Regions from separate parts of the Homo sapiens genome. Here region 1 is linked to region 2. A link is a loop called in an ENCODE intact Hi-C map of the cell type or tissue named here. Cell type or tissue: Calu3. All regions are shown on one strand. Links, peaks and the distances in the headings refer to the core of each region. The heading gives the core; the rest is flanking DNA.

Region 1 (16,938 bases), core at 2,912-7,911, 290 kb after region 2:
TTAGGTATATACTAGTGCTATGCATCTGCCAGAAGCACCTGAGACTCTTTCTCAAGAGAGGTCATAGCTCTTGGCAGGTGCTCGGAGGTGCCCCAGGCCCAGAAAAAGGTGGGGTTATCTTATAGTCTAGATGGATTCTCAAGGTGATCGCACCCTGAATATATCACCACACCCAAGATCTGACCTGTCTATGCTTGTTACTAGATAATGAAGCCAGGGCTCTAGATTATTCTATCCACCAAGGAAGAGGCTTTCCAAGCAGCAGGAGATTCACATGCATGTTCCAGGCCTCTTTTTCTGTGAGGCAGATAATGTGCAGGGAGAGTCATGAAATAAACCCAACTGCCCTAGAGCAGGAAACTGCCGAGGGAACATCCTTCTCCCCAGGGAGGGAGGATCGACCCTGTCTTGCTTGCTATTCAGGCTTCCCATCTACATTGTCTCTGGCATCTGTGCCATCTCATTTTCGGCATCTGTTGATTCTCTTCTCCTATGTGAGTTGAGATTTCCATGTTTCTTTGTGTTGCCAAGTAATCTGGGGTTGTGTTCTAGACATTTTGAATATTATGAGGCCCTGAGTCTTGTTGAAATCCTTTGGCCGGGCGCGGTGGCTCAAGCCTATAATCCCAGCACTTTGGGAGGCCGAGGCAAGTAGATCACTTGAGCTCGGGAGTCTGAGACCAGCCTGGGCAACACAGTGAAACCCCGTCTCTACAAAAAAAATAAAACAAATGAGCCAGGCATGGTGGCTTACTCCCATAGTCCCAGCTGCTCAGAGGCGGAGGTGGGAGGAATGCTTCAGTCCGGGAGGTTGAGGCTGCAATGAGCTGTGATCACGCCACTGCACTCCAGCCTGGGCAACAGAGCAACACTCTGCCAAAAAAAAAAAAAAAAGAAGAAGAAGAAGAAGAAGATAGAAGAAGAAGGAGACGGAGAAGGAGAAGGAGGAGGCTTGGCATGGCAGCTCATGCCTGTGACCCCAGCACTTTGGAGGCCAAGGCAGGTGGATTGCTTGAGCTGCTTGAGCTACTCGGGAGGCTGAGGTAGGAGAATCACCTGAGCCTGGGGGAGGTGGAGGCTGCATGAGCCGAGACTGCATTACTGCACTCCAGCCTGGGCAACCAGGCTTTTCAGAGTTCCAAGATGGCTGTGCCATGTATTTTATCCAGGTTTTATAGCTGTGCTCAGTGGGAGAAAATGAGGTTCGTGCATGTTTACTCCTTCTTATCTTGAACCAGAACTTCTAGGCACAGTTTTAATTTGCATTATATGCAAGATAATTGTCATTTTATATATATATAAGTATATATAATATAAAATTATATTATATAATTATAATATAATATAATATATAATCATATAATATAATTTATATAATATTATATTATATAAATATAATATAAAATTATATATACATATATTATATATACTTATATATACATATTATATATACTTATATATACATATTATATATACTCATATATATACATATTATATACACTTATATATACATATTATATATACTTTATATATATATATATATATACACACACACACACACACACACACACACACACACATATATATATATGGCCCAGATTGGAATTGTATAGTGATTTCCTTTGATTTAATCACTGGAAAGGATCCCTGGTGAGAAAGGATGGTGTCGTGCATGGGGTAAGATGCTATGGGGCAGAGCTCAGTGCTCTTTGGTTTTTGTAGGCACCATGGCTGAGGAAACAGCTCCAGCAGTTCTTGAGCGGCACCAGGGGGCCCTGTACTCCCTCTTTCCTGATCACCACGTGAAAAAGTACTTTGACCAGGTGGACATTTCCAATGGTTTGGATTGGTCGCTAGACCACAAAATCTTCTATTACATTGACAGCCTGTCCTACTCCGTGGATGCCTTTGACTATGACCTGCAGACAGGACAGATCTGTATGTATTTTTCATTATTTGTCTCAGTGCTGCCACTATTGTTTTCATATGTTTGTGACTAGTAAGGCGCCTCTCCCTCGCCTCATGTGAAGAAGTCTTCACTTAAATGGAGAGCTTTCTGATGCTACTATTCTAATATAGTAACGACAGCACAGACTTGACTGTGCTGCCAATCAAATCATGGTCCTCAACATATTTAAATATGGCAAGAGTTTGGCATAATATGGATAGATCTGGGGAAGCTAATAAAAAATAATTAATACAAATATGGGTAGATTCTCAATCCTTTTCCTTGCCATCATCACCAGAAAGAGGTTCACTGCAAAAGAGATCCTATTCTACCAGGAGGTGCCTAAAGGCAGATAATACTTAATGGAGTATTGGCGCAAAAGAGCAGAAAACTTGAGGTTTTTGATTGCTATTTCTTGTTTGTACTTTAGTTAACCATAGGCAAGTACTCAGAAGCTAATTACCAACCTTTCAAAATGGAAAAGCAAAAAAAAAAAGTAATTGCACGTTGTCCAACTCCATCAATACGCTTGAAAGGAGCCATAGTTGGAAACTGGGAGGGAAGGAATTATTTAGAATCTAGAAGGGAGTCCTTGAAACTGTTTCATGAAAGGTGCCAAACCTTTTATGAAACAAAAGAGCAACATTAATAATAAAAATGACTTGGAAAAAATATCCCCAGAACTCTGCATGCAGATTTAATCAGAGGCAAACTATTCTGGTGCAGATGTTTTGCTTTGAAATATGTAGTGCTCGGGAGGCTGAAGCAGGAGAATCGCTTGAACCCGGGAGGCAGGGGTTGCAGTGAGCCGAGATCGCGCCACTGTACTCCTGCCTGACGACAGAGCGAGACACTGTCAAAAAAAAAAGAAAGAAAGAAAGAAAAGAAGAAGAAAGAAAGAAAGAAAGAAGAAGGAAAGAAAGAAAGAAAGAAAGAAAGAAAGAAAGAAAGAAAGAAAGAAAGAAAGAAAGAAAGAAAGAAAGATGTAGTGCTCTTTTTTATGACAGTTTTTACCCATTGTCATTGTATGTGGTTTTAACATTTTTCCATTATACCTCAATCTAATGACTGTAGTGACCTGGACTTTGTAGTATAAAGTTTTGGATTTTGATATTTGTTTTTTGTATACCACGGTTACCCCCCTTTAAGGGCACCTAGTTTGTTTCTGAGTGCCCCTCCTGCAAGAAACAGGCTCTTCTAATATTTAGTCTTGAATTTGGAGCACTCAGTCAGGCAGAAAAAGAATTCATGTATCTTGCTAGTTTTTGTGCATGAACTGTTCACGTGGTACCATTAAGTTGCCTTGCGGATCTCAAGAGTTTTGTAACTGAAACAGCAAAGGTCTAACCACAAGCTGACATGTACTTGACATAGACATGCAGGGCCCCAGTTCAGGTCAGCTTCAAAAAGAAGTATTATTGGTATTTTAGTAAGAATTCTGCTTTCTTTTTTCTCTCTCCATCTGAATGCTTAAACAGATATGCCTGTACCCAAACAAAAGACAATGAATCCATCCCAATCATGTGGTAAAAATCCTTTGTTCACATGCCAGACACTGGATAAGCTGAAGTGATCTGTATTTATAACCAGCTTGAGAGCTCTCGGTTTGATTCTCAGTATTTAGTGGCCTGTTGTTTTGTTGTGGTTCTGTTTTTGTTTTTGCCTTTTAACCATAGCCAACCGCAGAAGTGTTTACAAGCTAGAAAAGGAAGAACAAATCCCAGATGGAATGTGTATTGATGCTGAGGGGAAGCTCTGGGTGGCCTGTTACAATGGAGGAAGAGTGATTCGTTTAGATCCTGTGACAGGTAGGCCTGCAGCAAAATGAAAAATCCTTGTCATGGCTAGGCAGAGATATAGCCCGAAAGTTACAGTCAGAATTTCTTTTCCTGTAGAGGTGCGACTTTTTGCTCAAAATAAATTGTCAGGGAAAGTAGATTAAATATTAAATGCACAGATGAATCCTGACCTCCACAGTCTTCTTAGATCTTCCCTAGAAACAATACACAGGTTGGAAATTGCTACAACTAAACTTAAAATAAAATATTTGGTGGTCTAGGGAAAAGACTTCAAACTGTGAAGTTGCCTGTTGATAAAACAACTTCATGCTGCTTTGGAGGGAAGAATTACTCTGAAATGTATGTGACCTGCGCCCGGGATGGGATGGACCCCGAGGGTCTTTTGAGGCAACCTGAAGCTGGTGGAATTTTCAAGGTGATATGGCTATTTCTTTTATTTTGGGGGTGGGGGATCCCAAATACTTACAGGGGTAAGTAACTGAGTGATTGGTACTTTTGCATACTTCCAAAGCATAATCCTATTTAGCATGTTAAGCTCATCATACTAGACTGAAAAACATTTTATTTCAATTTTCTAGAGAGTAAGTTATCTGAAGTCCAAGATGATCTGTTTAGCCTACTTTGTACATTAATTTTTTTACTTCCTGTTTATTGAAATTCTTCAGATCAGTAGAATGAACTTGGAAAGCCAGTATTTACAACATGCCTAGAAGATCAGTTGATTGTTTTGATGTCTTAAGGATTTTTCAGATTTTAAACATCTTTTGGCAGCAGAATAAACACTGATAAAAATCGTAGAGCTTTTGAGCTGAAAAGAAATACATAATGTAGAAACCCCTTTCTTAGCAGGCGGCAGATGATAGGAGTAATCCAGTTTTAAATCTAAGTTAGTCGTAAATGATTGCTAGTTGAATTATTAACTATATGAATAATTGGGTTGGACCATAAATATCCAGTCAGGTAATTCCTTTTTATGATAGGAGATAAAACAAAGATAATAGGTGGCTAAGTATATTACTACAAATCATAAAAATGCTTTTGAAGAATACTTGTGAATTACCTTTCACCTGAGATTCCCTCTTTTCTTTTTCAACAGATAACTGGTCTGGGGGTCAAAGGAATTGCTCCCTACTCCTATGCGGGATGAGGACAGGTCTTCTTTCCTGCCAGAGGGAGCTCTGAAGACAACTAGAGAATTCTGGGCCTGAAATTTCAATCTAGTTAGAAAGAAAAATGAGGCAATGATTTTATTAACAGCGTTAAGTTTTAATTTACAACTTTTAAAAGGCAGAGCATTTTTAACAAGGGGTGACAGGTGGTTTTGATAACACACTTATAAGGCTTTCTGTAAAAGGTACTATAGAAGGGCGAAGAATCGTTCAACTGTCAATCAGCCTCTTGATTCTTTGTAAATTGCCAGGGTGGGTGGGTACATATCTCTTCTTGATTCTGCATTTCATACTTAACTATATTAAAGCTTCAAGGAACAATAAATAGTAACCTGGTAATGACCTATTATGTTCCTTTTTATTTTCATCACAATCTTATAAAATATACCACAATGCTAACTAACCTACATAGATATTTCATCTCCTATATGTTATTTTACAAACTAAAATACGGCTGGAGGGTTAGACTCAAACATGCTGTCAAAATCCATGGTTCCAGCTGCCACCTACTGGATGTAAAAGTAATATGTCTCTTTGGAAAGAATACTTATTTTAAAAATAGCTTTATTGAGTTATAATTGGCCTGTACATATTTAAAGTGTATAATTTGACAAATTTGTCACATATATACATTCATGAAACCAACACCACAAACAAGATAATGAATCTATCCACTACCCCAAAACTTTTCTTGTCCTGTCATAATCCTTTTCTTCAGCCCCTCTGCCTGCCTGTCCCCTGCTCCCAGGAAACCACTGATCTGCTTTCTGTCACTATAAATTAGTCTTAAAATTAGGTAGTGTGATTTCTGTAACTTTGCTCTTTTTCAAAATTGTTTTGGCTATTTTAATTCCTTTGACCTTCCATATAAATTTTCAAATCAGCTTGACGATATCTACAAAAGAAATCAAGCTACAATTTTTTAATTGGAATTGCTTTTTTTTTTTTAGACAGGATCTACTCTGTCACCCAGGTCGGAGTGCAGGGGCACGATCATGGTTCATTGCTGCCTCTACCTCCCAGGCTGAAGCAACCCTCCCACGTCAGTCTCCCGAGTAGCTGGGCTGAGACTGCAGGTGCGTGCCACTATGGTCATTTTTTCGTTTGTTTGGTTGGTTGGTTTTTTGGATTTTTTGCTTTTCAGAGACGAAGTCTTGTTATGCTGCCCAGGCTGGCCTCAAACTCCTGGTGATCCTCCCGCCTTGACTTCCCAAAGCTCTGGGATTACAGGAATGAGCCACCGCGCCAGGCCTGAAATTGCTTTAAATCTGTAAAACGATTTGGAGATAATTGACTTCTTTACTATTCTGAGTCTTATCCATGAACAGGGCATGTCTCTCCCGTTATTTAGGCCTTCTTCAATTTTTGTCATCAGTGTTTTGTAGGTTTCAGCATACAGATCTTGTACATGTTTTGTTAGATTTATATCCAAGTATTTCACTTTTGGGAGCTATTGTAAATGTTATTATTATTATTATTTGAGACAGGGTCTTGCTCTATGGGCCAGGCTAGAGTGAAGTGGCACGATCATAGCTCACTGCAACCTTGCACTCCTGTATTCAAGCGATCCACACACCTCAGCCTCCCAAAGTGCTGGGATTACAGGCGTGAGCCACCACACCCAACCTTATTATTATTTTTTGGATTTGTTTCCAGTTGATCATTGCTTGTTTATAGAAGTGTGATTGGCGTTTATAGGTTGACTTTGTATCTGATGAGTTTGCTAACCTCACTAATTGGTTCTAAGAGTATTTCTGTAGCTTCTCTGAGATTCTTTGGGTGTATAATCATGTCTTCTGTGAATAGAGACAATTTTCTTTCTTTCTTTCCAGTTTGTATGTTTTTATTTTTCTTGCATTATTACACTGGCTAAAATTGCCACTATTATGTTGAATGGAAATAGTAAGAGTAGACAGCCTTGTCTTGTTCCCAATCTCAAGAGAAAAGCATGCAGTCTTTTATTATTAAATATGATATTAGTTATATGTATTTTTGTGGATGGCCTTTCTCAAATTGAGGAAGTTCCCTTCTCATTTACTTTTCTGCATGTATTAATGTGATTATGTGGTTTTCCTTCTTTAGACTGTTAATATGATCAATTCTTGCATTCCTGAGATAAACCTCCCTTGGTCATGACATATTACTACTTTTATGTGTTGCTGAATTCCATTTTCTAATATTTTGTTGAGGATTTTTGCAGCTACTATCTTTTGTCTGTGGTTGACATCAGGGTAATTCTGGCCTTATAAAATGAATTGGAAAGTATTCCTTCTTCTACTATCTGGAAAAGAAAATGTATAATTATTATTCTTCTTTAAATATTTGGCAAAATTCATCAGCGAAAACATTTGGACCCGGAGATTTCTTTTTCAGAAGCTTTTTAACATTCCTTAATAATGACAAGGCCACTTGGTTGCCTTACTTAATTTTGGTGAGGTCTGTTAGTTTGCGGCTTCCAAGGAATTGATCCTTTTCATCTAAGTTGTCAAATTTATGTATGTAGAGTTATTAATAGTATTTCCTTATTATCCTTTTAATAATGCCTGAGAGGTTTGTAGTGATATCCCCTTTTTTACCTGCTATTGGTTATTTGTGTCTTTTTTCTTTGTCAGTCTTGCTAGAGGTTTATCAGTTGCATTGATCTTTCAAAGACCTAGCTTTTGATTTCATTTTTTGGTTGTCAATTTCATTGATTTATCCTTTTATCTTTGTTATTCCTTCCTTCTGCTTTATTCTGATTTATTTTGCTCTTTTTCTAGTTTCTTAAATTGGAATCTCAGATTATGGATTTGAGACATTTCTTCTGTTCTAAAATAACATTTAATGCTATACATTTTCCTCTCAGTACTGCTCTTTCTGCAGCCCACAAAGTCTGATATATTGTATTTTCATTTTTGTTAAATTAAAAATATTTTCTAATTTCCTTGGAGACATTTTCTTTGACCCATGGATTATTTAGAAGTGTGTTTAATTTCTAAATGATTGGAGATTTTATTATTATCTTTTTGGGTATTGATTTCAGATTTAATTCTATTATGGTCAGAGAGCATATTTTTTATTTCAGTTCTTTGAAATTCAAGTTGGATTTGTTTTTTGTTTTTGTTTTGAGATGGAGTCTCTCACTCTGTTGCCCAGGCTGGAGTGCAGTGGTGTGATCTCAGCTCACTTCAACCTCCACCTCCCGGGTTCAAGTGATTCTCCCACCTCAGCCTCCTGAGTAGCTGGGATTACAGGTGCCCACCACCAAGCCCAGCTAATTTTTGTATTTTTAGTAGAGATGGGGTTTCGCCATGTTGACTAGGCTGGTCTCGAACTCCTGACCTTGGCCTCCCAAAGTGTTGGGATTACAGGCATGACCCTTTCTCCTTCATGTTACAAGTGTATTATATATTCTGTATACATTGAAAACTCATCAGTGTTAAAAACTTTTGCTTTGAACTGTCAAACATGTTTTAAAGAACTCAAAAGGAGAATAGTCCATTATATTTACCAAGATGTTTACCATTCCTGTTCTTCTTCCTTCATTCCTGATGTTCCAAGTTTCCTTCTTGTATCCTTTTTATAGTTTACAGAACTTCCTGGCTGGGAACGGTGGCTCTTGCCTGTAATCCCAGCAGTTTGGGAGCCCGAGGCAGGTGGATCACCTGAGGTCAGGAGTTGAAGACCAGCCTGGCCAACATGGTGAAACCCTGTCTCTACTAAAAATACAAAAATTAGCCGGGCATCATGGCGGGAGCCTGTAATCCCAGCTACTCAGGAGGCTGAGGCAGGAGAATGGCCTGAACCCGGGAAGTGGAGGGAAGTGGAGGTCGCAGTGAGCTGAGATCGCACCACTGCATTCCAGCCTGGAAAATTCGATTTAAAAAAAAAAAAAGGAACTTCCTTTAGCAATTCTTTTAGAACAAGTATCCTTTAGCAATTCTTTTAGAACAGGTATCCTGGCTATGAATTCCCTTAGTTTTCTTTTCTTTCATATGAGAATGTCTTTATTTCACTCTTTCATATGAGAATGTCTTTATTTCACATGAAGGCTATTTTCACTGGATATGCAATTCAGGGTCAATAGTTCTTTTCTTTCAGCCTTTTGGCACTTTAAAAGTGTGTAATTTCCTTCTGTCTGTCTGAATCTGTTTTGTATTGCTATCATAGAATACCTGGGTCTGGGTAACTTACGAAGAAAGAGATTTATTTGGCTCACAACTCTGGTGGCTGGAAAGGTTAACAGCATGGTGCTGGCATCTGCTTAGCTTCTGGTGAGGGCCACGTGCTGCATCACAAGATAGCAGAGAAGGCAAAGGGGCAGCAGGTGCATGCAGAGAAACCAAACACAAGAGACAACCTCACTTTATAACAACCCGCTCTCATAGGAGCTAATGCATTTCAGAGAGAACTAATCCATCAGAACTAATCTAGTCTCACGAGAAAGACATTAATGTATCTTAACAACCTAATCATATCTTAAAGGCACCATCTGCCAACATTGTTGCACTGGAAACTAAGGTTCCAATGTGAGTTTTGGTGGGTATGCTCAAACCATAGCACTGGCCTTCACGGTTTGTGATGAGAAATCCATAGTCATTGAAATCACTGTTCTCCTACAGGTAATGAGCCATTTTTCTCTCACTGCTTTCAAGATATTTTATTTTGCCGTTAGTTTTCAGCAATTTGATTATGTGTCTGGATGTGGATTTCTTTAGCTTTATCCTATTGGGGGTTTGCCCATCTTCTTGACTTTATGTCTTCACCTAACTTGGAAAGTTTGGGGCCATTATTGCTTTAAATATGTATATTTTTTGAGACAGGGTCTTGCTCTGTCACCCAGGCCTGTAGTGCAGTGGCACAATCACAGCTCACTGCAGCCTTGACCTCCTGAGCTCAAGCAATCCTCCCACCTCAACCTCCCAAGTAGCTGGGACCACAGGCAAATGCCACCACGCCTAGCTTTTTTTTTATTTTATTTTTTTATTTTATTATTATTATTATTTTAGAGACAGGGTCTCCTTATGTTGCTCAGGCTGGTCTCAAACTCATGGGCTCAGATGATCCTCCCGCCTTGGCCCCCTCTGTAGTGCCGAAATTACAGGCTTGAGCCACTGCCTTCACCCGGCCTCAAATATTTTTTCTGCCCCACACTCCTCTCTTTCTGGGACTCCAATAGCTTGAATATTAGACTTTTTGTTGTTACCCCACAAGTTCCTCAGACTGTTGTTGTTTTTCAATCTTTTTTTCTCTGTGTTGCTCAGGTTTCATATTTTTTATTGATCTATTTTTAAGTTCACTGGCTCTTCACTCTGTCATCTCTATTCTGCTGTTGTGCCTACCCAGTGATTTTTTAAAATTTTATCTTTCAGTTTCAAAATTTCCATTTGATTAGTCTTTATGTCTCCTCTTTTCTATTCCAATACTTTCCATTTTAATATTTGTTTCAAGGATGATTGCTCATTCAATCATTTTTATAAAGCTGCTTTAAAGTGCTTGTCAGATTATTCCAACATCTGCATCATCTTATTCTTGGCATCTACTGGTTGTTGTTCCCCATTTGAATTGAGCATTTCATTATTCTTTGCATGCTGAGTAATTTTGGATTGTATCCTGGCCATTTTGAATATTGTGTATTCATAATACATAATATGGGCCTTGTTTAAATCATATGAAGAATGTTGATACATTTGTTTTAGCATGCAATCTATACGGTTAGGTTCAGGCCACAAGTTCCATCCTGCCTTCTGTTGGTGTGGGTTTTTTTTCCATTCAGTTTTTACAGACTTTACAGTGTTATTCAGGTCCATCCCATTGTGTACCACCCAGTAGTTAGTCTAGGACTTGGACGGAGCATTAGCTCAGCTCACAGTCTTTGGTATGTAAATCAGGATCCAATCCATGCACATGAGGTCAGGAGCTGGGGAAAGCAATGTCATAAAGTTGTTTATGAATTCCTGGGCTCAACCCTAACCTACAAAGGCCATTTCATTGGAGCTCTCCAAGGTACCAGGTGGATATGATGGTCCAGGCTGGCCTCCTCCTCCCCATCCCCAACCCTCACTGTGGCCTACTAGTTGTCTGATCTCTACTTGGTTCTTTTTCATCCCCATTTCTCAAAAGAGGGTATTGAGAGAGCAACAGGGCTGGCACAGGGAGGTTCCCAAGGCTCCAAAGAGAGTATAGAGGTCTTTATTGAAGACCCTCAGAAGACCAGGGATGATCCGAAGCCTAAAATAGGGAACCGTCCCCCACCGCAACAGAACTGGCTAGCCTCCTAACCCAGTCACTTCCAGCCCATTTCTCAATCAAGGTAGAGGGGAGAGGAGTGGAATGGTTCCAGGGAGCTCCAGGGGCCACAGTGGTGTGTTCTGAGAAGTCTGAGGAGGAGATCACCAGGAATTACAGGTAATCCAAGGCCCCCAGTGTGGCTCTCTTGCCCTCTCTGGAACTCCTGGACCTGGGAACTCAATCTATTGGGGCACAGGCTCTAGCTCCACTCCCCAGTGGTGGAAGCCTCCGCCCTGACAAACATTAAAGCCCAGCACTATCTGAGTCTTTTTTGGCCAATTATCTAAATGGACATCTAGTCAACCAAACTTCTAAAAGGAACAGTTGGTTGAATCAAGACATCTGGTCAACCTGTGAACCCAGACTTATGGTCAACCCCCAAATCAGAACATCTTATCAAATCACAAAGCAGGCCATTTGGTCAATCTGACTTACCAAAAGGCAATGCGCCGTGGTTCCTGAGGGTCCCTGCACATTTGTGCTAGGCATGCCAAGAATGCGAGTCCCTGACCACTCTTTACAGAGGCAGTGGCTCAATGAGCTCCCTTGAGAAATCAGGTAATATCTCCTTCCAGACAAAAGCAGAGCTTGTCACTGCTCATTATAAAAGCAATGAATCCACCACATTCAGTGTACCTCTCCTATAACACAACCCCACTATGTGCGCACACATGCATCTAGGCCCACCTGCATACCCCTCTGAGACCTGGGGGCATGGCAAACCAGCCCAAACATCATGCTGATACTCTGGCTACTGCTTTTGCTGTGAATAGTATAATCCTTTATCTCTGACCAAGGAATCTCTTGTCTTCTGCTTGCCTCCATGATATAAGACATCTTGTTGGCTTGAAAATAGGGTAAAACCTCAATCCCTTTACAGTTCTAGACATTGATTCTCACCCATCAGACACTGAGTTTAGGGTCCTCAGGCAGGCACTAACACCAGACTCCTCACACCAGACACTAAGTCCTGCCTTCCCCCTGCCAGATACTATGTCGCCTACTACTAGGTCCCCAATTCCCCCTTCAGAAGCTAACTCCACATTAATAGCTCTAGGACCTAAGTCCTACTTTATGCTTCAAGGCTGAGTCTTGACCTATCTTGCCAGAAAGCAAGTCGGGATCTCTGCCTCCAGAGGATAAGTCCCAATTTATGCCACCAGCACTAGGTTCCCCGAATCCCCCTCCAGGGACCAACTCTCCTCCACTGCCCCTACAGATGCTAAATTCTGATTTCAGCTCCCAAGTCTAAGTCCCCACTTCATAGTCCTGATAGGAAGTCTCTAATTTTCTCTGCAGAGGCTAAGTCCCAACTGTCATAAGCATTCACTGAAGCTGTCTTACCATTCGACCTCAGCCTGGGGATTTTGTGACCCCATTTCTCATGCAGGGGAGAAAGGAGAAGAGAGGGATTGACAGAGGTAGCCCTGGAGACTTCCACAGAGGATGCAGAGTCCTTTTAGAACAGACCTAAGGGAGGCCGGGCACAGTGACTCAACGCCTGTAATCCCAGCACTTTGGGAGGCCGAGGCAGGCAGATCACCTGAGGTCAGGAGTTTGAGACCAGCCTGGCCAACATGGTGAAACTCCATCTCTACTAAAAATACAAAAAAATTAGCTAGGCATGGTGGTGGGCGCCTGTAATCCCGCCTACTTGGGAGTCTGAGGCAGGAGAATCGCTTGAACCTGGGAGGCAGAGGTTGCAGTGAGCCGAGACGGCACCATTGCACTCCAGCCTGGGCAACAAGAACAAAACTCCACCTCAAAAAAAAAAAAAGAAAGAAAAAGAACAGACCTAAGGGAAAGCAGGAACAATAAGAACTCTGAGCAGGGATCCCCAGCCCTCTGTGTCTGTCTGGTCTTTAGATAATAACCCAGGCACCTGGTGGCCCTATTTCTTGGGTAAAGGAGTTTGGAGGGCAGCAAGACTGACATGGGAAAATCCCCAGGCGCTAACACTAAGGGTGCCCAGTCCCTTTAGGGAGGACCCACTGGGGAACAGAAGCAAAGCCAAACACCAGTACATGCTTTCCCAACACAGGTGGCTAGACACACAACCTGACTCGGGCACTTAGTGGCCCCATCTCTTGGGCAGGGAAGAAAAGAATTGGGGAGAATGGCACAGATCAGCACTGGGGTTCTCCGTGGTGAGTGCAGTGGCCTTTCAGGAGGGGCACTACAGGAACTGAGGGCATCTGATATCCCAAGAAGCCTCCCTACCCACTCCATGCAGCCAGCCGGCTTTCCAATAACTACCAGGGACTTACGGCCCAGTTTATCACATGGAGGAGGCTGAAGAGTGATGGAACCCCATGGGATGACCCCAGTGGCCACTGTGAGGGGGGAAGGGAACTTTCAGGGAGACCTTCTGTGGAACAAGGGCTCTTTGAAAACCCATCTGGGCTCCATCCTCTCCAGCCAATTGGCCACCTGCAATCGTCCTGGTCACTCTCTCACACCATGGTCTGGAAGCCAGATTGACTTGCTCAGCCCCCAGGGGCTTCTGCATAAAGTGCAAAGGCCTTTCTGAAGGTCCCCTCCAGATACCTATCTCTAGGTGTACAAAAGCCCCAGATCAAGCTCCTCACACCTCAGGAGGCTGTTTTGGGGTTTTTTGTTTGTTTGTTTCGATATAAGGTCTTGCTCTGTTGCCTAGGCTGGAGTACAGTAGTACAATCTCAGCTCACTGCAGCCTCAAATTCCTGGCCTTAAGCGACCCTCCCGAGTAGCTGGGACTACAAGCACACACCATCATGCCCAGCTAATTTTTATATTTTTTATAGAGATGTGGTCTTTTCATGTTGCCCAGGCTGGTCTTGAGATCCTGGCCTCAAATGATCCTCCTGCCTCGGCCTCTTAAAGTGCTGGGATTACAGGTATGAGCCACTGCACCCGGCCAAGACTAACTGTGTGACCCCCACCCCATGGCTTTCCAGCTCCAGCTCTCAGCAGGTGAGGTCAGAGAGAAGTAGGACAGGCTTGCTGGTCCTTTCGAGGCTCCCATGGAGAACAGGCATGCTGGGCTCCCAGGCTCCTTCCTCAGCAATCAGCAGGACTAGCACCAGCAACCTCTGGAGGTTATAGAGGCTTTTTTTTTTCTTTTCTTTTCTTTTGAGACAGGGTCTCACTCTGTCGCCCAGGCTGGAGTAAAGTGGCGCAATCTCGGCTCACTGCAACCTCTGCCTCCCAGATTCAAGCAATTCTTGTGCCTCAGCCTCCTGAGTAGCTGGGATTACAGGCATGCACCACCACACCCGGCTAATTTTTGTATTTTCATTAGAGACAGGGTTTCTCCATGTTGGCCAGGCTGGTCTCAAACTCCTGACCTCAGGTGATCTGCCTGCCTCGGCCTCCCAAACTGTTGGGATTACAGACATGAGCCACCATGCCCAGCCAAATTTTTATATTTTTAGTAGAGATGGGGTTTCACCATGTTGGCCAGGCTGGTCTTGAACTCCTGACCTGAGGTGATCCACCCACCTTGGCCTCCCAAAGTGCTGGGATTACAGGCGTGAGCCACTGCGGCCAGCCAAGAGGCCTTTTTGAGGGATGACCCAACATCCAGGGCTGGTCCCTACCTCTAGACCAAGCTCCTCCAACTGCAGCAGGTTAAGCATGCTATTTCAAGCCAGCCTTTACTCAGCTGGGAGAAATCAGATAGCAGCTAGAATGACTTCATGAACACCTGAAGGCCTCCACAGTGAAGAAAGAAGCCTTTTAGGAGGGACTACAGCAGACCAGGTTGGGGGTGGGGGCATCCATCACTGCATACTGTGCTTCCCTGTATGTAGATAGCTTGCTATTTCGCATAGTCCCAGTTGTCTCCAATCCCCATTCATAACATGGGGACATCAGAGAGGAGCGAGACCAGCACCAGAAGGTCCCACGGATCTGTGCAGAGGGTGCAGAAGCTGTTTGTGAGGGACATCTCTGGGAAGTCCATAACAGCCAACACAGAGTTCAGAGGCCTTTTAGAAGAGGTCTTCCATGGACCGGGCACAGTGGCTCACGCCTATAATCCCAGCACTTTGGGTAGGCCGAGGCGGGCAGATCACCTGAGGGCAGGAGTTCAAGACCAGCCTGGCCAACATAGTGAAACCCCATCTCTACTAAAAATACAAAAATTAACCAGGCGTGGTGGCACATGCCTGTAATCCCAACTACCAGGAGGCTGAGGCAGGAGAATCGCTTGAACCCAGGAGGTGGAGGTTGCAGTGGGCCAAGATTGTGCCACTGCACTTCAGCCTGGGCAACAAGAGTGAAACTCCATCTCAAAAAAAAAAGAAGAGGTCTTCCTTGGAATGGAACGAGGGTGATCCAAATCCCCTGGATGTGCTCCTCCAATCCCAGCTGCAGTCAGCTAGTTAACCAACCTCAAGTAGGGAACCCCAGCCCTGTTTCTAACCCACACCTAATTCTGGCCCTAACCCTGAAATTGAACAACTGAACATTGACCTCAACTTAAACGTAACCCTAACATTAACCCTGACCATGAACCTGACCCTCCCATTAATTATAATCCTAAACCTGATTATAAACCTGACTATAAACCTTAATGCTAGGCCAGGCATGGTGGCTTATGCCTGTAAGCCCAGCACTTTGGGAAGCCAAGGCAGGCAGATCACTTGAGGCCAGGAGTTCAAGACCAGCCTGGCCAACATGGCAAAACCCCCGTCTCTACTAAAAACACAAAAATTAGCTGGGCGCAGTGGTACATGCCTATAATCCCAATTACTAGGGAGGCTGAGGCAGGAGAATCGCTTGAACCCAGGAGGTGGAGGTTGCAGTGGGCCAAGATCGTGCCACTGCACTCCAGCCTGGGTGACAGAGCAAGACTCCATCTCAAAAAATAAAAAAATAAAAATAAAAAAATAAACCTTAATGCTAACGCTGACCATAAACTAGATCCTAAATATGACCTGGTCATGACCCTGACTTCAACCATAACCCCTAACTTAACCATAAACTTGATCTTTACCTTAAACATTTCCCTGACCATGAAGCTGACCCTGACCTAAACCTAACCAGAACATTGACCATGACCCAGAACCTGCCCTGACCCTAATCCTGACCGTGATGCTAAACCCTAATCTTGATATCGAAAACTAACTTGACTCATCGTGACATCGATTCTGAAATTGATACTCAAACTCTGACCATGAACCTGACCCTAATAGTGAAATTAACTGTTTCCTGGCCAGGTGTCTTGCCTCACGCCTGTAATTCTAACACTTTGGGAGGCTGAGGTGGGCAGATCGCTTGAGCCCAGCAGTTAAAGACCAGCCTGGGCAACATAGCAAGACCCCATCTCTATTTATAATTTAAAAATTTTTTTAAAAAAAAGAAATTAACTGTTGCCCTGGTCCTGAACCTTACCTTGATCCTAAACCTAACCATAACCCTAACACTAACATTATCCCTTAACCTAACCTTCATGCTGACTTTGTAGGAAAATGTGTTATTCTGACTGATCTTGTTTATTTGTTTTGTTTCGTTTTTGTTTGTTTGTTTGTTTTTGAGACAGAGTCTCGCTCTGTAGCCCAGGCTGGAGTGCAGTGGCGTGATCTCGGCTCACTGCAACCTCCGCCTCCCAGGTCCCAGTTCAAGCAATTCTCCTGCCTTAGCCTCCCAAGTAGCTGGGATTACAGGCTCAAACCACCACGCCCGGCTAGTTTTTGTATTTTTAGTAGAGACAGGGTTTCACCATGTTGGCCAGGCTGGTCTCTAACTCCTGACCTCAAGTGATCCACCC
Region 2 (16,938 bases), core at 5,204-10,203:
TTATTTTAAAGACAGAGTATCGCTCTGTCACCCAGGCTGGAGTGCAGTGGTGCGATCTCGGCTCACTGCAACCTCTGCCTCCTGGGTTCAAGTGATTCTCCTGCCTCAGCCTCCCGAGTAGCTGGGATTACAGGCGCCCGTCACCACGCCTGGCTAATTTTTGTGTTTTTAGTAGAGACGAGGTTTCACCAGTTTGCTCAGGCTGGTCTCGAACTCCTGGGCTCAAGCTATCCACCTGCCTCGGCTTCCCAAAGTGCAGGGATACAGGCATGAGCTGCCGCGCCCGGCCTGGGTCCTTCATTTTAGACACCAGATGCTAATCCTGGGCTTCTGGAAGACCCTTTCACGTTTCTTTTTCTGCTGGGAAACACATCATACCCTCTTCCAACCACTCACAGATGCTGTCTCCTAAGCCCAAAGGCCCATGTTGCAGTTTAGCTAGGGCCTTTCCAAGTTAGTAAATTCTTCTGGCACGGCCCCCTGCTGCCACCTGCTGGCTGTATCCATCGATGCCGCTATGGGTATTGTTTCCTATTCATGAGACCTGTATGAAGGGAGTTAGTCTTTCCCATCCTATCATCCATCATGGGATAAGAATTTCATCTACCTAAATTTTTTTTCTTTACAGTATTTTCACCTTGTTCTATTTTTTAAAGAAAAGTCCTTTAGCAAATCTGTGTGCAGGTCACAGATGGTCTCACCAGACTTGCCCAAACCTAAAGAAACATCTCTGTATTTGGGCACTGCAATTTGCAAAAGGACAAAAGAGTCAAATGTATATCAGTTCTCATTAGCTCCCTGACAGCAATTATATTACATTCAAATAAGTTGAATTGTGGATAATACATAAAATGCTAAATACCAAGTTTTCTTTGAAACTGGTAAAATATTTCGAAAATCTTTTGAAAACACTTCAAAACCAGACAAGATTTTTGTGTGTGTGTGTGAGACAGGGTCTCACTCTGTCACCCAGGCTGGAGTGCACTGGTGCGATCTCAGTTCACTGCAACCTCCACCTCCCGGGCTCAAGCGATTCTCCCACCTCAGCCTCCTGAGTAGCTGGGACTACAGGCACACGCTACCATGCTCGGCTAAGTTTTTGTATTTTTTGGTAGAGAGGGGGTTTCACCATGTTGGCTAGGCTGGTCTTGAACTCCTGACCTCAAGTGATCCACCTGCCTTGGCCTCCCAAAGTGTTGGGATTACAAGCGTGAGCCACTGTGCCCGGCCCCAGACAAGATTGTTTATTGTTGTTATTTTAAACTTTAATACAGACATAAAAACAAAATCTGTGGAAATACAACAAGAATTACTTTACAGATTCTTTGGCCCTTTTGAAATAAGGAGAGCTAAGAATGAAGAGTCAATTTTGTGTTTATAGATGAAACTAATTTGTGAATGGGCAAAACTGAAAACGCATAAGAGTCCAAGCCTGGGCATTGGAGGGTAAGGCATTAAAATTAAGAATTTCTGACTACATCTTTATTTATTATTGTTTCTTTCACCTTCCCTCCACCCCAGGTTCCTGCTTTGTCTTCTCACTTCACATTGAACTTGTTTCCAGCACATGTACATAAGAGACATCCATCCTGTCATGACCTCTCGTTATAACAGGGGAGGTCAGTGGCACTGGAAATATATATTTTTTAATTTATTTTATCTTTTAAAAAAAATTTTGGCCAAGCTCGGTGGCTCACACCTGTAATCCCGGCACTTTGGGTGGCCAAGGTGGGCAGATCACCTGAAGTAAGGAGTTCAAGACCAGCCTGGCCAACATGGCAAAACCCTGTCTCTACTAAAAATACAAAAATTAGCCAGGCGTGGTGGTGTGTGCCTGTAATCCCAGCTACTTGGGAGGCTGAGGCAAGAGAATCACTTGAACTCGGGAGGCGGAGGCCGCAGTGAGCCGAGATTGCACCACTGCACTGCAGCCTGGATAAGAGAATGAGCCTCTGTCTCAAAAAAAAAAAAAAAAAGTACAGAGATAGGGAGTCTTGCTTTGTTGCCCAGGTTGGTCTTGAACTCCTGGCCTCAAGAGATTCTCTTGCCTTGGCCTTCCAAAGTGCTGAGATTACAGGTGTGAGCCACCACATCTGGCCTGAAAATATTTTTTACAGGGCGCTGTATTATTATTATTATTATTATTATCATTATTATCATTATTTGACACGGAGTCTTGCTCTGTTGCCCAGGCTGGAGTGCAGTGGGGTGATCTCAGCTCATTGCAACCTCTGCCTCCTGGGTTCAAGCAATTATCCTGTCTCAGCCTCCTGAGTAGCTGGGACTACAGGCGCACGCTGCCACACCCAGCTAATTTTTTTGTATTTTAGTAGAGATGGGGTTTCACCATGTTATCCAGGCTGGTCTCGAACTCCTGAGCTCAGGCAATCCACCGGCCTCAGCCTCCCAAAGTGCTGGGATTACAGGTGTGAGCCACTGTGCTGGGCCATGGCAGTGTATTATTTTTAAGGGCAGTGTAAGAGTTGGGAAAAGAGGCTGGGTGCAGTGGCTCATGCCTGTAATCCCAGCTCTTTGGGAGGCCAAGGAGGAAGGATCCCTTGAGGCCAAGAGTTTGAGACCAGCCTGGGCAACATAGCGAGACCCCCGTCTCTACCAAAAATAACAAAGTTAGCTGGGTGTGGTGGTGTGTGCCTGTAGTCCAAGCTCTTTGGGAGGCCAAGGTGAGAGGAGACCCTGAGTCCAGGAGTTTGAGGCAGCAGTGAGCTGTGTTCATGCCACTGCACTCCAGCCTGGGTGACAGAGTGAGACTCTGTCTCAAAAAAAAAAAAAAAGAAAAAAAAATTACATAAAACTTCTATTGCCTGAAGCCTTAGAGCTTTACAGAGACTCTGAATCACATCAAAATTATGAGCGAGGAGTCAACTTACAGACATTGCCTTGAAAGGTGGGAAAGGGAGAAGGTCTTTAATAAATGCTACCTTGAAAATGTCATCATAAGCCAGCATGATGTCTCATGCCTGTAATCCCAGCACTTTGGGAGGCCAAAGCATGCAGATTATTTGAGGTCAGGAGTTTGAGACCAGCCTGGCCAACATGGTGAAACTCCATCTTTATTAAAAATACAACAACAAAAAAATTGGCTGGTGTGGTGGTGCACACCTGTAATCCCAGCTACTCAGGAGGCTGGGCCTCGAGAATTGCTTGAACCCAGGAGGCAGAGGCTGCAGTGAGCCAAGATCGCACCACTGCACTCTATTCTGGGTAACAGAGTGAGACTCTGTCTCAAAAAGAAATAAATAAGGCCAGGCACAGTGGCTCATGCCTGTAATCCCAGCAATTTGGGAGGCTGAGGCAGGTGGATCGCCGGAGGTTGGGAGTTCGAGACCAGCCTGACCAACATGGAGAAACCCCATCTCTACTAAAAATACAGAAAATTAGCCAGGTGTAGTGGCACATGCCTGTAGTCACACCTATTCGGGAAGCTGAGGCAGGAGAATCACTTGAACCCCAGAGTTGGAGGTTGTGGTGAGCCAAGATCATGCCATTGCACTCCCACCTGGGCAACAAGAGCAAAACTCCGTCTCAAAATAAATAAAATAAAATAAAATAAAATAAAATAAAATAAAATAAAATAAATGTCATCATAGATTTGGTTCTTTCAGGTGGAGGGGCCAGGTAGATCAGCCCATGCTTCGTCAGGTGAACTTCTTGTTCTTGCCATAGGAATCTAGCGATGGGTATGTTAACACATGTCAATCCTACCAGGGGGAAAACAGATGCTAATAGGCTGAGTCGTGTAAAACATCTCAAGAAATTCTGTCAAATCCTAATAAAATAAGAGCAATTGTTAATCAAATTCAGTATTACAAAACATTTTAATCTTTGGTCAATTATTTAATAGTGATTTTGAGCACTTACTAACTACTCTGATTTAGCATACATTGTTTCTTTTAATCCTCACAACAATTCTATGAAAGCACCATACTATCATCAGCAGCACCATCCTTATTTTATTTTACTTTTGAGACAGGGTCTCACTCTGTTGCCCAGGCTGGAGTGCAATCAGAGCTCACTGCAGCCTCGACTTCCCAGGCTCAAGTGATCCTCGCATCTCAGTCTCCCAAGTACCTGGGACCACAGGCACACGCCACCATGTCCAGCTAATTTTTAAATTCTTTTGTAGAGATGGGGTCTTGCTATGTTGCCCAGACTGGTCTTGCATTCCTGAGCTCAAGCATCCTCTGTCTCTGCCTCCCAAAGTGCCAGGCATGAGCCATCATGCCCAGCCTAAATTATTTTAAATATTTAGTAGCTCTTTTGCATTTCCATGACTGGGAATTGCTTGTTCATGTCCTTTGCACTGCTCCCAGCCATTATCCCCATTTTACATAGGAGGAAAGTGAAGTTCAGGAATCTTAACTTGGCTGTGGTCACAAGTTCCTGGGATTCAAGCCACTGTAATCTGACCTCACAGCTCATGCTCAAACACTGTACTGTTTTGCCTTCTGTGGCCCCCATGTTTACTTACAAAACTTTATAGTACCTATACCTTTATAGGTATAGTATAGTATAGGTATAGTACCTATACCTTTATAGGTACTTTAAAAGTTCACTATAATAAAATTTCTGGCTGGGCACGGTCGCTCACGCCTGTAATCTCAGCACTTTTGGAGGCCAAGGCGGGTGGATCACCCGAGGTCAGGAGCTCGAGACCAGCCTGACTGACATGGAGAAACCCCATCTCTACTAAAAATACAAAAATTAGCCAGGAGTGGTGGCAGACGCCTGTAATCCCAGCTACTCGGGAGGCTGAGGCAGGATAATTGCTTGAACCCAGGAGGCGGAGGTTGCAGTGAGCTGAGATTGCACCATTGCACTCCAGCCTGGGCAACAAGAGAGAAAATCCATCTCAATAAATAAATAAATAAAATTTCTACATGTGCACTTCACTTTGGAATAAGTGTATATGTGGTGACATTGTTGGTTACCTACCCAGCATCCATCCTTTATCCTGCTTGTTGAAGAAACCCCAATTTTATTTAAGTATCTCTCCCTCCATTTGTTCAGCCTTTATAATTTAGTGAAGGTGATACCAGCTCACCTTGAGGGGCAGGTCCTGAGAAGTCTAGGCTAGTCATGGTAATCCTATTGCCCCTACCTGAGAAGCCAAATCCCAGGCTTACAACAATTAATCCAGCATTTCTCTCTGGGAACTGTTATGACTCCAGAGGTAATGACCAATGACCCAAACTGGCCTAAGAGGTGTCAAGTAGAGAACATTTATTCCTTGGTTTGATTGTAAATTTTCTCTCTTTCTCTCTCCCCCTTTCCCTCCCTCACTCACTCCCTCACTTCCACTCTCTCTTTCCCTGCCCCCCTTTCTTAACTCGTCACCTCTTTGTCTCTATGTCTATCTCTGTCTTTCTCACTCTCTTTGTCTCTCTCTCTCTTTCACACACACACACACACACACACACACACGCATACACACAGCTGTCAACGTGAAATTGCACCTTACACCAACCATCCCAAGAAAGAGCTGAAAAACCAAACCTGTTCCATTCATTCTAACTGCAAGTTTTGCAATGGTTACAGATAAAGAAACTGCATCTGGGACAAGACCAAAGTCATTTACTCCTCTCTTCTCCCTACTGATGACAACTCCAATTCTGCTTTGGCTCAGGAAGTTACCTACTTTTGAGGTGCTCCCAGATGCCCATTGGCTATATAAAGCCTTTAATCTCTATTTGAATCATTTTCATTTATTTCTTTGTTGCTATCCACTTGTCCCAACATACTATATTAAATATTCCATTCAGTAGCATTCCAAAGAAGGTGGGGGTGGGGGTAGGAGCAGTCCATTCAGCAGCTGGAGTAGGAGGAGAATTTTATCATTGACATTCTTCAGAATCACTGATGCCTGATGATGATAAAAATAAGACTGATTTATCCATCCTTATTATTGTTTGCAAATTCTTCATAATGGTGAACCCCTATGCTTCTATACTTAGGGTGAGCCATCGCACTGTCCCTCTTCCTAGCTTGGTACTCCACTGAGTCCATTTTTTTCCTACTGATTCAATTATTATGTATCAATTTCCATTCCTGGGTTTCCTCTTCTATTCCCTCGGTCTATCTCTTTATATTGAAGTTCACTCTCTTTTTTTTTTGAGACAGGGTTTCACCTTGTCTCCTAAGCTGGAGTGCAGTAGCACAATCATGGCTCACTTAATCCTCCAGTCTCAGCCTCCCAAAGTTCTGGGATTACAGGCATGAGTCACTGTGCCTGGCCCTAGTTACACTCTTAAGGCTTTATAATATGTCTTAATATCTGATCATTCTGGTTCCTCTATCATTGCTCTTCTGTTTTTTCAGATTTCTCTGGCTACCTTTTCCATATGCATTTCAAGATCAGTTTGTTTAGTTGTGGCTTCTGGTTTTGACTATAATTTTAATCGAATTTGAATTAGAACATTTGAAGTTTATAGTCCATTTGACATTACATAATATATAAAGTCATCTACCAAGGTTAGGGAAATTTCTCATTCTATTTATTATAATTTAAATTTTTAAAATTTTAGCCGTTCTTTGTTTTGTTGTTGTTGTTGTCTTGTTTTGTTTTTTTGAGATGGAGTCTTGCTCTGTCGCCCAGGCTGGAGTGCAGTATTCGATCTCAGCTCACTGCAACCTCCCCCTCCTGGCTTCAAGCAATTCTCCTGCCTCAGCCTCCTGAGTAGCTGGGATTACAGGTGCCTGCCACCACACCCAGCTAATTTTTTGTATTTTTAATAGAAACGGGGTTTCACCATGTTGGCCAGGCTGGTCTCTAACTCCTGACCTCGTGATTCACCTACCTGGGTCTCCCAAAGTGCTGGGATTACAGGCATGAGCCACCGTGCCCAGCCTTTAGTTGTTCTTTGAATAGGTGATTGTTGTGATTTGAATGTTTGTGTCCCCTGGGAAATTCATGTTAAAACTTTATCCCCAATGCAATAGTGTTAAGAAGTATGACCTTTGAGAGGTGATTGTGTCATGAGGGCTCCACCCTTATGAATGGGATCAGCACCCTGATAAAAGCGCTTAAGTTTGAAGGGAAAGGGCTCTTTCTTGCCCTTCCACGTTCCACCATGTGAGGGCACAGCAACAGGTGTTGTCTTGGAAGCAGAGAGCAGCCCTCACCAGATATCAGTGCCAGAACCCTGATCTTGGACTTCCCAGCCTCCAGAAGTGTAAGAAATAAATTTCTGTTCTTTATAAATTACCTAGTCTTAGGTTATTTTGTTATAGCAGAACAAACAGACTAAGACAGTGATAAACTCGTGCGGTGCAAAATTCAAAAGGAACAAAACATTTTATTTATTTATTTATTTATTGAGACAGAGTTTTGCTCTCGTTGCCCAGGCTGGAGTGCAGTGGCATGATCTGAGCTCACTGCAACCTCCGCCTCCTAGGTTCAAGCGATTCTTGTGCCTCAGCCTCTTGAGTAGCTGGGATTACAGGCGCCTGCCACCATGCCCTGCTAATTTTTATATTTTTAGTAGAGACGGAGTTTCGCCATGTTGGCCAGGCTGGTCTCGAACTCCTGAGCTCAGGTGATCCGACCGCCTCAGCCTCCCAAAGTGCTGGGATTACAGGTGTGAACCACCGCACCCGGCCAGAACAAAACATTTTATAGTGAAAAGTCATTTCCCCATCCCATCTCCCAGACACCCAGTTTTCTTCCCATGAGGCAACCTATGTTGCCAGCTTTTATCAGAGATGGTCTATGTGTAGACAAGCAGATATATGGGTATATTTTTTTCCCTTTGTATATAAGTGGCACCACACTTTACACACTGTTCTGTGCCATGCATTTTCCACTGAACAATATTTTTGGGAAATTATTTCAGGTTAATACATGAAAAGCTTCCCCTCCCCCAGCTGCATAATACTTTATTGAATAGATGTACCACAAAGTACCACTATTGCTGTTCATTTAGGTGAGGAAAGATCTCTTGCTATTATGTACTGTATGATTCCATTTGCATGAAATTCTAAATATTGCAAGATGATCTATAGTGACAGAAAGCAGATCAGTGGTTGTTCTGGGGATTGGATATGGGAATAAGGGGATGTGACATCTGTCAAAATTTGCTGAATTGGGCCAGGCGTGGTGGCTCACGCCTGTAATCCCAGCACTTTGGTAGGCCAAGCGCAGGGGGCTGGGAGGGTGGATCTCTTGAAGTCAGGAGTTTGAGACCAGCCTGGTCAACATGGTGAAACCCCATCTCTACCAAAAATATAAAAAATTAGCTGGGTGTGGTGGTGCACACCTGTAATCCCAGCTACTCAGGAGACTGAGGCAGGAGAATCGCTTGAATCCAGGAGGTGGAGGTTGCAGTGAGCAGAGATCACGCCACTGCACTCCAGCCTGTGTGACAGAGCGAGACTCCATCTCAAAAAATAATTACTGAATTGTACACTTTAGGTGAGTGCAGTTTATTGTACCTAAATCACACTTCAATAAAACTACTTTTCGCAAATCTAATGCCATTACCACAATGCTATAATAAATAACCTTTATATACATGTCCATTTTTTTCATCTCCACCTGTTTTCTCAAGTATTTGTCATGATTTTACAGTAACCGATTTTGTTTATTTTCAGAAAGGATAATCTTGGTACAAAAATATATTCATTTGTTTATTTAGTTGTTCAATTTTTTTTTGTCTGTTTCCCCCACCTCACTCCCTGCCCCCAGGAGAAAACAGGAACCTTGTCTATATCATTCACTACTTTTTATCCCCAGAGCACAGAATAGTGCCTAGCACAGAGTAGGTGTCCAACAAATATCTGTTGAAAGAAAGAGCATTAAAAATGTATATTTTCAGGCTTCACTTCTAGGGGTTCAGATTCAGTAGGTCTGTGGCAGGGCCTGGGAATCTGTATTTTTAATAAGTGCCTCAGATAATTCTGGTTGTCAATCAGGTTGGGATTCAGGCCTACCCCCTTGCTGCCCCAGGTAACTGCAGCAGTCTTCTTACTCCTTCCTGCGTGCTGTGCCCCTTCTTAAAACATTGTGATGTAGTAGATTGCTTCCAAAGATTGCCACAACACTCCTTCCCATCCTGAATGCCTTTTTCACCATGACTTTGCCACTCTTACTATCAAGAGGTGGAGCCTCTTTCTTCCCCTTGAATCATGTCTGATCTTGTAGCCTGCTTTGACCAATAGAATGTGATGGAAATGGGTGCTATGCCAGTTCAGCTCAAGGCCTAAGCCTTAAGAGACCTTGCAGCTTCCGTTTCTGCTCTTTTGGAAGCTATGTGAAAGAGAAGCAAGCCACCCAGCCAAAATCCTCCACCAAGGTCCTAGACATGTGAATGAGGTAATCTAGGATCCTTCACTGCTTGTGGAGCCACCCCAGTTGACAACACATGGAGAGGGATCAAGCTGCCCCTACTAAGCCATCCTCAGATTCCCAACTGACAGAATTGTGAGCAATTAAATGGTACTTGTTTTAAGCCCCTACATTTTGGAACTGACAGTTACAAGGTTATAATAACTAAAACAAATGCTATTGCATTGCTTTCAGGATACATCCTTAGAGGGTTTGAAAGACCTGTGATGATGTGACCCCTGGTCATCTCTCTAAACTCACCTCCTGCTAAAGCTACCCAGTCTAGGAAAACTTACCTGAGTCCCTAGGCTTCAGATGCTGTTATAGTTGACTTCTGACTTTGGAATAAGACATCCCTGGCGTTGTCCAAATTGCGTGGCCTTGATTAAGTTACCAAAGCACTCTTGGTTTTATTATTCTCATCTTTGACATAGGAATGATAATAGCACTTAACTCATAAGGGTGTTGCGTGAATTCACTAAGATAATGCATGACAAATATTTAGGATAGCACCTAGCACATGGGTGGAACACAATAAAGGTTAGCAATAATAATAATTACTACATTATCTTGTAATTGTCTGTTTTTGTTTTGTTTGGTTTTCCCCTCTAGATTGCAAGCACTGTGTGGACAGCAGGGACCATACCTTGTCCATTCTTATATTCTCAGGGTCTAGCATAGTAGGTGTACTCAATAAATAACTGTTAAATACATGAATGAACGAATGAATCAGCAAGAGAGTAAACAAACAAACTTATTAGTGATGCGATATTGATGAACTGAACTGCTACACGTATGTACACTGGTATTATCTCTTATTCTTTAAGAACAGAGCTTCAGGTATTCATTAGGTTCTCTCATTACAACAATGTGGTGAAGTTGTCTCAGAGTCCTGATTAGATAGGATCACAGGGCATGTTGAACCAGATTCTTTCTTATATTTTATTTTATTTGAGATGGAGTCTCGCTCTGTCTCCCAGGCTGGAGTGCAGTGGTGCGATCTCGGCTCACTGCAACGTCCGCCTCCCAGGTTCAAGTGATTCTCCTGCCTCAGCCTCCCCAGTATCTGGGATTACAGGCACCCACCACCACACCTGGCTAATTTTTGTATTTTTAGTAGAGATGGGTTTTCACCATGTTAGCCAGGCTGGTCTCGAACTCCCGACCTCAGGTAATCCACCCACCTCGGCCACTCAAAGTGCTGGGATTACAGGCGTGAGCCACTGTGCCCGGCCTTTTAAAAATTTTTTAATTTTTTAAATTATTTCTTTGAGACAATCTCACTCTGTCACTCAGGCTGGAGTGCAGTGGTGTGATCTCAGCTCACTGCAATCTCCGCCTCCCAGGTTCAAGCGATTCTCCTGCCTCAGCCTCCCGAGTAGCTGGGACTACAGGTGTGTGCCACCACACCTGGCTAATTTTTGTATTTTTAGTAGAGATGGGGTTCCACAACAGTGGCCAGGCTGGTCTTGAACTCCTGACTTCAAGTGATCTGCCCACCTCAGCCTCCCAAAGTGCTGGGATTACAGACGTGAGCCAACGCACCTGGCCTCTGACTCTTTGATTATGTTTTTTTGGTCTTGACTTTTTTCTTCCAACACAGATGCTATAGTTGGAATCTCAGTTAAGTCTTCTTCTGAAAGTGCTACGTAGATCTCTTAATTTTGTCAAGCATAAGGCCTCGCCTTTAACTTACATTGTTTATCTGTTTATAACAAATCGTATTATTGGGATTACAGGAAAAGCATTTTGGTGGAGTTTTCTGTTTGTTTTTTGCAGAGAGAAAGCAGTTTTCTATTTACTATTTCTACTTTAAGCTTCTGCAAGACTGTTTTTGTTTTTGACAACAAGCATGAACTGCTGGTAGTCAAGGAGATAGGATCATTACTGCAGTCTGAGAGTTGAAAACATCCAGATGTGTCACATTATTAATTAATCTGCTGCATTATTTTTCCATCTTATCTTCAAACACTGTCTCTTGCTACCCTGGTTATTAACAAGTAGTATAATTTATCCCTCAGAGGCCCTCAGAGTGACATAATTGTATTTTTAAAAACAGATGTACAAAACAAGGCAGGAAAGTATCACGTATTTTATAACACCAGAGCCTACTTACAAAGTTAAATAATTTAATGGTGATTTACAACTTAACATGTAGCTTATGTAACATGAAAAAAAATCTATGAGATAGAAATTAATGTGTTTTGTTGTTTTTTCAGGTTGTTTGTTTGTTTGTTTTGAGACAGGGTCTCATTCTGTCACCCAGGCTGGAGTGCAGTGGTGCAAACATGGCTCACTGTAGCCTTGATGTCCTTGGCTCAGGTGTTCCTCCCATCTCAGCCTCCCAAGTAGCTGGGACAACAGGCATGTGTCACCACGCCTGGCTAATTTGTGTATTTTTTTGGAAGAGATGGGCTTCGCCATAATGCCCAGGCTGGTCTCAACGTCCTGGTCTCAAAAGATCCTCCTACCTCAGCTTCCCGAAGTTCTGGGACTACAGGCGTGAGCCACCATGACTGACCTTCTATTTGGTTTTGAGGGTGTTTGTTTGTTTGTTTTGTGAGACAGAATCTCGCTCTGTCAGCCGGTCTGGAGTGCAGTGGCACAATCTCGGCTCACTGCAACTTCCACCTCCCGGGTTCAAGTGATTCTCCTGTCTCAGCCTCCCTAGTAGCTGGGATTACAGGCATGCACCGCCATGCCCAGCTACTTTTTGTAGTTTTAGTAGAGGCAAAGTTTCACCATGTTGGCCAGGCTGGTCCCAAACTCCTGACTTCAAGTGATCCACCCACCTCTGCCTCCCAAAGTGCTGGGATTACAGACGTGAGCCACCACCTCCAGCCTGTTTTGTTGTTGTTGTTGTTGTTGTTGTTGTTGTTGTTGTTGTTTTTCAAAATGAACCTTAACTTTTCCACACTATATTCATTGTTCCCATCTCCTCTCCTTTCAGTCTCTCTTGAACACCCTCCAGTCAGGCTTTCGTTCCTGTATCTCCACAAAAACTGCTCTTGTCCTAAGTCCCTAACAACCTCCACGTAACCAAATCCTGTGGTCATTTCAGTCTACGTGAAAGACTTTCTTCTTGTGGCCTCTGGACTCTTCTTCCACCTCATTGATTATTTCTTATTAGTTTTTATTTAACTTTTTATTTTGGAATAATTTAAGACTCACAAGAAGTTGCAAAAATACTATAGAGAGATCCCATATACCTGTTCCCAGCTTTCCTGTAACGATAGCTTTTGACATAACCATAGTATATAATCAAAAGCAGTAAACTGACATTGTCACAATACTCTTAATGAAACTACAGAACTGGCCGGGTGCGGGTGGCTCACGCCTGTAATCCCAGCACTTTGGGAGGCCAAGGCAGGCAGATCACTTGCGGTCAGGAGTTCAAGACTAGCCTGGCCAACATGGTGAAAACCCGTCTCTACTAAAAATACAAAAATTAGCCAGGCATGGTGGCAGGCACCTGTAATCCCAGCTACTCAGGAGGCTGAGGCAGGAGAATCCTTGAACCTGGGAGGTGGAGGTTGCAGTGTGCCGAGATCATGCCACTGCACTCCAGCCTGGGCCACAAGAGCGAAACTGTGAAGAAAGAAAGAGAGAAAGAGAGAAGGAGAGAAGGAGAGAAGGAGAGGAAGGGAGAAAGGGAGGAAGGCAGGAAGGAAGAAAGAACAGAAACTATGGAACTGAATGAACTTAATGAAACTACAGAACTATAGAACTGGTGGATTTCACCAGTTTTTATATATGTTTACTTTGAGGGGTGATTGTATAGTATAGATTCATGTAACCACCACCACAATCAGGACACAGAACTAGTCCACTGCCACAAAGAAACTTCCTTTTGCTACCTCTTTATAATTATACCCTATCCCTAGCCCCCGCCAACCATTAATCTGTTCTCATCATTAAAATTTTGTCATTTCAAGAGTGTCATATAAATTGAACATTTTGAGAAACAACACAGCAAATTGTCTTTTTTCACTCAGCATAATAACATGAGAAAACATGAGAAAAAACATAATTCAAGTTGTTACATGTATCAGTAATATATTCCTTGTTCTGCCTGAGTAGTAGTTCACTGTATGGATGTACCACTTTACCTATTTGCCCATTAAAGGGCATTTGGCTTGTTCCGAGTTTCTGGCTATTACAAATAAAGCTACTGTGAACATTACTTATGGGGAATGCATCGTTTTTCTCTGGCTGCTTTCAAGAATTTTTCCTTTGTCATTACTTTTCAGAAATTTGATTATGATGTGTCTGACTGCCGATTCCTTTAGGTCTATCCTGTTAGGATTTGCTCAGCTTCTTAAGTTTTTAGGTTTATGTCTTTTACTAAATTTTGTTATTGTCCCATAGGTCCCTGAGGCTCTGTTCATTATTTTCCAGTCTATTTTCTCTCTTATTCATATTGGGTAATTCCTATTGATCTATCTTTAAGTTCACTGGTTCTTTCCTCTGTCATCTCCATTCTGTTATTGAGCCCATCAAGTGAGTTATTTCAGTTATTGTATAGCTCTACACTTCCCATTTGGTTCATTTTTATATCTTTTATTTCTTTGCTGAGGCTTTCTATTTTTTCATTAGTTTCAAGAATGTTCATGACTGCTTGTTGGAGCACTTTTATCATAGTTGCTTCAAAATTATTGTCAAATAATTTCAACGCCTGTGTCATCTCAATGTTGGCTAGCGTTGGTTGTCTTTTCTCATTCAGGCTGAGATTCTCATAATTCTTGGTATGATGGGTCATTTTTATTATATCCTAGACAGTTTGAGTATTATTTTATGAGACTTTGGTCCTTATTCAAATCTATTATAGCAGGCAGTTAACCTGTTTAAGTTAAGAACACATATCTTGGCCTATGTACTAGTCCATTTTCACACTGCTGATAAAGACATACCCAAGACTGGGTAATTTATAAAGAAAAGGAGGTTTAATGGACTCACAGTTCCACATGGGAGGCATGGGAGGCCTCATAATCATGGCAGAAGGCAAAAGGCACGTCTTACACGGCAGGGGGAAGAGAGAATGAGAGCCAAGCAAAAGAGGAAACTCCTTATAAAACCATCAGATCTTGTGAGACTTATTCACTAGCACAAGAACAGTTGGGGGAAACTGCCCCCCATGATTCAATTATCTCCCACCAGGCCCCTCCTACAACACCTGGGAATTATGGGAGCTACAATTCAAGATGAGATTTGGGTGGGGACACAGCCAAAGCCTATCAGCCTACTTTTGTGGGCTGTGGTCCAAATACACATTTAGTTTTCAAAGGCTTTGCAATACTATTTTGGTCTGCTCATGTGTGTGCTACCCACAGGTCAATCTGAAACCTGGGTGATGTTCCAGACCATTGTTCAGTCCTGAAGCTTTTTGTTGTGTTATTTCTAGTCAGTCTCACACATGAGTTGTTCAGAGGTCTGCCAAGGATTTCGTACACAGATTTTAAAGATCACTTTCTTTAGCTCCCTTTTCTCAGTAATCCTTTCCACTTTCTAGTTGGGAGAGAGAGGAGTGAGGCTTTGCTTGTGGTGTTCACCTGGAATAAGGCAGGTATAATCAAAATGTTTCTGTCCTGCTGAGCCACGCTTTTCCTGATTTTTTGGCAAAGGAAAGTGGACTTTTCTTGGGGCATTTTTTTGGTCTGTGCTTACTGACATTTCTGGAATGTGGGCTTCTCCAGGGAGCAGGCTATTGTATATAGGAGACAAAACAAAACAAATAAACAGGGAAGTCACCTCTGGATTGTTTCTTAATTCTCAAGGTTCCCAATCATTCTGCCTTTTTTTCTTCACATTTCAGAGTCTTCTGATGGGTGCTTTATCAAATTTGTATAGGCTTTTTGTATGTTTGTTTTGTTTTCATTTTTGTTTTTTGAGATAGGATCTCACTCTGTCGCCCAGGCTGGAGTGCAGTGGCACGATCTTGGCTCACTGCAAACTCCACCTCCTGGGCTTAAGAGATTCTCCTGCATCAGCCTCCCGAGTAGCTGGGACTACAGGCACGTGCCACCACACCTGGCTATTTTTTGTATTTTTTGTAGAGGTGGGGTTTTGCCATGTTGCCCAGGCTTGTCTCAAACTCCTGAGCTCAAGTGATCTACCTGCCTCAGCCTCCCAAAGACCTAGGATTACAGGTGAGAGTCACTCCCATTTTTTAAATTAATGGGAGTGACAGGGTGGAACATTCCACCCTGTCACTCCCATCAATTTGAAGAAAACCCAGACAGCCAGTCTAGGTTTTTGGTTTTGGTCCTTCTTCATATTCCCCGTGGCTCTCTCTTGAGACCTCTTTTTTTCTGTAGCTGTGTTCATCTCTATCTAGTCTCATCAAATGCTGTGACTTTAATTGCCATTATAAGTAGCTCTCAAATAAATATCTTCAACTATGACCATTCTCTCGAACCCCAGACTCACATATTAAACCACCTTAGTTGTCTAGTAGACACCTCAAACTAAACACTTACAGAACCAAATTCAACTTTTCTGTTTGAACTTGCTCCTTCATTCTTACTCATCTCAGTAAATAGAAACCTTATTCTGCTAGGTGCTTAGATTATCTTTGATTCCTCTCTTTTTCTCATACCCCAATCTAATCCATCAGGACTTCTTGTTGGTACTACCTTCAAAATAAAACCAAAAGCCAATCACTTCTCATCATTTCCACAGCTACCTTCCTGGTCCAACCTAATATCAACTCTTACTTGAATTAGTGGAATAGCATGCTAACTGGTTGCCCTGCTTTCTTTCTTGCCTTCCCCATATGCTGGTCTTCGCATCAAAGCAAGGCTTTTACGTGCAAATCAGATCATGTCACACCTCTGCTAAAAAATTCCTGAGTCAAACTCAGAGTCCTTATCATTCTCCTCCCTGATCTGGTGCTGCTACTCCTCTGCCTTGATCTCCTACCAGTCTTCTTTTTGGCCACTGTGCTGTATCCACACTGGCTTTTGTGCTGTTCTTAGACTATGCCAAACATTTCCTGCCTTTCAGCGTCAATATTTGCTGTCTCTTCCACCTGGAATGCACTTGTTCCGGATAGCCAAATAGCCTGGTCACTCATTGCCCTTAGGTTTCTGCTCAAATGACTCATTCCTTATCAGAGAGGCCCTCCCTGATCATTCCCTCTAAAATAGTACCCTTACCTGTCTTTCTTTCTTTGCCCTCATTTATTTTTCTCTTTAGCATTTGTCCCAGTTAGCTACTGTTGCCTAACAAGCCATCCCAAAACTTAGTGGTTTTAAATAACAACCATTTTACTCACAATTTTGTGGGATAGGTGTTCAGGCATCCTGAGGCTGGGAGCGGTGGCTCACACCTGTAATCCTAGCACTTTGGGAGGCCGAGGCAGCCGATCACCTGAGGTCAGGAGTTTGAGACCAGCCTGGCTAACATGGCAAAACCCTGTCTCTACTAAAAATACAAAAATTAGCCAGGAGTGGTGGTGGGCACTTGTAATCCCAGCCACTAGGGAGGCTAAGGCAAGAGAATCACTTGAACCCGGGAGGCGGGGGTTGCAGTCAGCCGAGATCGGGCCACTGCACTCCAGCCTGGGCGACAGAGTAAGATTCCGTCTCAAAAAAAAAAAA

What was found. A loop is a pair of places that touch in the nucleus more often than their neighbours do. Peaks named below come from ENCODE experiments on the same cell type or tissue, not always from the same donor. Only the 100,000 strongest peaks of a DNase experiment are listed, where the experiment ranks them.
Region 1: it touches region 2 in a loop (3-fold over the local background); 9 of 110 quality-filtered maps call a loop at or near these places.

The regions. Positions count from the first base shown.
Region 1 is chrX:47,088,054-47,104,991 of GRCh38, forward strand. It overlaps RGN (regucalcin), which reads left to right. Exons shown (of 8, transcript NM_152869.4): 5 at 1,723-1,938; 6 at 3,625-3,756; 7 at 4,008-4,162; 8 at 4,844-5,260. The coding sequence ends at 4,894. Among named protein-coding and RNA genes, the nearest start is that of RGN, 18 kb to the left of the region's middle. In Calu3, for the core only: a CTCF peak has its summit at 5,411 (motif pointing left); no DNase peak of the experiment used is centred there.
Region 2 is chrX:46,796,298-46,813,235 of GRCh38, forward strand. No RefSeq gene overlaps it. Among named protein-coding and RNA genes, the nearest start is that of RP2, 32 kb to the right of the region's middle. RefSeq lists enhancers at 397-446, 537-586, 16,237-16,531. In Calu3, for the core only: no CTCF peak of the experiment used is centred there; a DNase peak (open chromatin) is centred at 7,104.